Linked DNA regions of Mus musculus: region 2 is linked to region 1. The links are chromatin loops, found by intact Hi-C in ENCODE. Cell type or tissue: left cerebral cortex. All regions are shown on one strand.

Region 1 (2,500 bases):
ATCTCCTGTTTGTGTTCATGCTCCATTGACCCATCAGTCTCTACTTAACACAGCTACTTAGAAATTAAAAGATAAAATGATGAGTAATGCCAAGAGAGTGGAGAAGAGCATTCAAGGAAGCATAGTGGCCTCCTGAGCCTCACCCTGTGCTATGAAACCAGAGTAGTGCGCATGCCCAGAGCACGGCGTGTGCGTGTGTGTGTGTGTGTGTGTGTGTGTGTGTGTGTGCGCGCACACACACACAGAAACCAAGCAGGTGATTCTCTGTTCTCCATTTATGTGTCATTCTATCCACACTGGACTCTGTGGGAAATCTGAAGAATGCACTGTAACATTTTGAGATCATTAACTGTTTGACAGGGGAGTAGAGAGAGATTTAAAGCAAATGTGTCAGAAGTCACACCTGATTAAAGAGCAATCTGGAGCAAAGAAAAAAGTGACTTGAAACTTGCAACATGAGTCCATCGCTAGATAGGATTTGAGCCCAGGTATCTGGGGAGTGGGTCAGTTATGTCAAGGAACACGACTCCCAGACACACATCAGTAGAGACATTTTCCACCTCCCACAACCTGTCGCCACCCTTTCTTTTTAAGAGATGGAGCTGATAGCTCACGATTAAGCTATGATGCTCAAACTTAAAACAACTTGGTGGCATACCAATGATGTGGTCCATGAAAAAAACACCTCATTGTCCTGTCAACATGTGTGTTTAAGGTAAATTGCATATGATAAAAATTCTATTTCACTTTTAAAAACACATCGATCACTTAACCTCGAACCAAATGCACAGCTTCCTACAAAATTTTTCCTGGGGACTAAGGCTCGTCAGGTTGCCTATCAGTTACACTTTCAGTCAGATTCCGTGATCAGTATTTATGCAGGAGCACTTACAAGCAAGGTGCTATTCCAGGTGTAATGACACTTACTTCTTGATGTGCAGGATCCGACTACCAATCTGTAAATGCAAAATTCCTACTGAAATGTAAGTAAGGTTTACTCTAAATTTCTGTGGAAATGCAAGGTAAGAAGAAAACATACAAGGTAAGAATTCAAATGGGTCTTCAAGCATTGAAAATGGTTTCGGATGATAAATTCACAGATCTGAAGGAGAAACTCACAGGTATGAAATAGCAGAGATGCTCTGTTGGAACCAAGGATCCCACCCACTAACAAAGGAATGGGAGAGAACACAGAACTTCAGTGTTCAAACACTGGGGAGATATACCAAGCTTGACCAAAGGGTGTGAGGGGTTTGTGGCACATCCATGGAGCAATGTTTTTTAAGACTATGTCTCCTAGAAACCCCAGTACTGTCATGTGTTTTGCAGCAGCTTTCTCATTTGGTCTACCACTTATCTCTTGACAGTTTCTGGAGTTAAGCCACATCCAAACGTCTACCAAAATTCTGTTCTTTGTCTATTTAAGCTATGGGAATTAAATAACTAGGATTCTTAGAACTGTATTTGGACCACAATTTGGCAATGAGAAAGAGTAAAAGATGGAATTTCTCTAGAACTTTCCTGTTTCACTGACTACAAAGCAAGACTTCATCTAACAGTAAAGTGAACAGGTCTGCATTCCATCATAGATTAGCATCTACATGTCTTCAGGTTGCAAATATAATGTCCATGACTATCATTTCATCCTACCCCAAACCCATTTAAGATGACAGCAAGTCTTTTAAAACAAACTAAGAAACACTGTCTAAGAGAGTGAGCTATCATTTGCCATAAATACATTCAACACATTTTTGGAAAGTGAGAAATGAGAGAAAGAATGCTAATTATCTTGGCAGAACACAGAAAAGGGAAAGCCAAGTGTTTTCAGACAAGTAGAAACATAGATGCTTCTCCCAGAGGAAGAGCTGAGTTGCTCAGTTGTGTAGAAGTGATGACAATTTCAGAAGAAAAGCAGATAAGGCCCGCCGTGGAAAGGGTTTTGTTCAGAGTCCACCCTTAGTAGTTAAAGCCATAAAGTCTCTTCTGTTAATGGTGAGCATCATGGAGTTAGTTCATGTTTATGGAACAGGAACAGAGAAAAGCAGAGATAAAGCAAAGGAAAGCTCCCATATTAGAAAGCCATAACATTCTCAAAGCCCTGCTTTAACTTCCTCCCAGAACTTACATACATACATGCACAGGCACTCACATATACTTTCTGGCAAGAGACTGCACTTCCTTCCAAAATGGTCCAGAAAAGACTTAGAGATAATGAGACATGAGAGGTCTTGCATGCATCATTGATTGGCATATTATTCTCTGAGTGGTGAAGCTTATCAAAGTTCTGATCCATGATCTTAAAGCACTCAAACCTAGAAAGTACCAGATACTACAAAGAATTTTAACATGGTTGAATAAAATTAAAGAGAAAAAAAACAGTGCTAAGGAATGAATTAATTAAAAAACACCCAGGAATTAAAACCAGATTATATAAGACAGAGCAGGAATCCAAAAGCAACCAAGAAAATTCCTGATATCTCTTAAGCTGTATATAGCCACA
Region 2 (2,500 bases), 180 kb after region 1:
AATAAGTGATACTCATCCCAAAGTTTTGCTTCAACTTTTGTTTTCTCCCCTGGAAAGCTTGGCTATCAAATCAAATAGACAAAAGTGTTATAATCAAACCAACATCTGAAAACCCACCAAAAAGGAGGCATTTCATAGAGGCACACGCATCATACCACCTACTGACAGTGACATTACCACATGCTAATGGGATATGAATTCAGTACCTAGGAAGATTAAAAGACACATAAATAAGCAAGCTAAAACACTGTTAATTAAATAGATGGCAACAAACTCTTTATAAGAGCAGGCAACGTTTTTCAATTTAGTTGTCCAATTTAGCTCTTTCAAGGAACACCTGGCCAAAGCCTGGAACATAGGCCTTTCTTTCATTTTGGGCTACCCTCACTTTCTCTGGATAAAATTACACTTTTAAAAGCCAGAACTGCACTGGCCTTTGAACTGAGTCTTAAAGCAGTGGGGAATACCAGATAAAGGACTAGAAAGTAACACAGACAGTCTGGATCCTATTCCTGCCAGAGAAACACTGTAACAATTAGGATGGGCCACTTGACCTGGATTTAAATGGTACCCTCTCCATATTGAAGAGGAATAATTAATATCGACTTAAAAATTATTAAGTTGCTTTATATGCATGAGATTTTATAAGCAGAGCACTATCAGTTTGGCCAGTTAATTATGGGTATATCCACAAAACCAAAAATTATTCAAACTCATAAAAGTTTAACTAAGGGCAAGCATATTAAAAAGTAAAATGAAAGAAATGTTCATATGCTTTCTCCTTTTGTTCTCAAGTAAACTCAAATCGTATTAGAAAACAGGTAAGTCAAAAAGAACTAAAAAAATGGGTGAAGAGCACTATATATTTTAGGACATAAGTAATATAATCTAGAGTATCAAATGTCATTCAATTTAACCTCAACGATGTTTTCAGATGGTTATGACACTCAAAGGCCTACATTTGACACAAATAGTTCCTAGGATGAGCCCTGTTCATACGTAGTTCTAAACATTCTCCTCAATTGGTCCCAGGTACAGTTAGAACAAATAAGAGTTGGGGTGGGAAAAACACCTCTGGATGTGGACATTTTCGTTCTATAAGACCTTTGTCCACACTTACAAATTCGCATATTAAAATAAACATGTGCCAGGAAATGAATGGGCATTCTTGGTATGCTAAGGTTTAATTCTTTCCTAGGATGTGAGGGACATGGCCTGGAAGTACATTTGTAAAACAGGCATTTTTACCCTCTGTAACAGGAAAGGTACTTGCTCATATTTCTCTGGGTGAGCACGCCCCCTTGTGGACACTTCCATACTTACCTTTTCAGAAGTCTATTTCCTGGTACATGTTTCTCTTTCCTGCTTATGTATCTTTAATATCACTCCTTAATAGCTACAATACTGAAGAAGTAACAGTATTATTTAATACTTCAACTAACCTAACTTCTTTCTTTTGTTGTAAATTCCTATATACAAGTTTATCATCAAAAACTGAAGCATGGATTTTGACCCAGCATATATTTAACCATCTTAAAAAAAAAAAAAAAATCAAACTTTTGTTGAGTCTACAAGATAAATAAAATAAAATAAAATGGTTTTTCCTTTGAAATTAGTATCAGAATCAGTTTTAGATTGTTAGTACTAAATTAATGTTTTTATGAACTATAAAAAGGATAAAATCAATACGTTCACCCATTCATGAGCTAACATGAATAATAAATCTCAAAGTGACAGATGTAAAATGTAAATAATCCAACTTGAAAAGTACTTCCTGCTTAATTTACTAAGTAATGGGGGGGGGGGGAGGGAATGTATTTTGATCTCAGTGGAATTAGAACAGTCCTTAAAAGAAGACCAGAATAAAACGTTAGGAGGCAGAAAAATAGCTGTCGCTTTGTTACCAATTATTATTCCATAAATACTGACGCTTGAGGAAAACCAGAATTGAGACTAACAAATTCATAAGTAAAAAAAGAAAAATTAAATAGAAAAACAAAACCTTCTAAGCCCTCTCCACTTTCAGAGTTTCTTTGAGACACACTATCATCCTCAAAGCCCGCCTCTATACGTAATCTGGAACTTCACTCTGGCTCACTTAGTATTTTAACTTCAATAAAGGAATCTTCATTTCTAATCTTGTTGGTTTAGGGTTGAAATGCCTCCTATACCTATATAAACATTTCTTTTCCTAGACTTTGGAAAGTTTCTGCTTTCCAAAAAGTTTTATTGAATCTATTTCTTAAGCATGGACTTCTCCTACATCATGAATCACAGATCATTTTGGTCTTTCATAGTACTCTGTAAGTCTAGCGTACTCTTTGTAGTTGCAGTTCTCTCCTTCCAGCACTTGAGAAACTTGACACAGACCTGCTTGCTGTTCCACACAGCATTACTCTGACAGAAGAATTCATCTCACAGCCAATGAAGTATTACACAAAAACAAGAGGAAGCAGCATGCTGGCTGACAGGGTTATGTTCAACTAACGTTGTTATATCC

Evidence for each region. A loop is a pair of places that touch in the nucleus more often than their neighbours do. Peaks named below come from ENCODE experiments on the same cell type or tissue, not always from the same donor. Only the 100,000 strongest peaks of a DNase experiment are listed, where the experiment ranks them.
Region 2: a loop joins it to region 1, with 2.3 times the contacts of the local background. A loop is called at or near these places in 27 of 42 quality-filtered maps.

The regions. Positions count from the first base shown.
Region 1 is chr2:139,783,316-139,785,815 of GRCm38, forward strand. No RefSeq gene overlaps it. Among named protein-coding and RNA genes, the nearest start is that of Ism1, 110 kb to the left of the region's middle. In left cerebral cortex, no CTCF peak of the experiment used is centred here; DNase peaks (open chromatin) are centred at 1,405 and 1,799; H3K27ac peaks cover 189 bases.
Region 2 is chr2:139,965,210-139,967,709 of GRCm38, forward strand. The region is part of intron 8 of Tasp1 (taspase, threonine aspartase 1); the gene reads right to left. Among named protein-coding and RNA genes, the nearest start is that of Tasp1, 100 kb to the right of the region's middle. In left cerebral cortex, a CTCF peak has its summit at 1,292 (motif pointing left); a DNase peak (open chromatin) is centred at 1,279.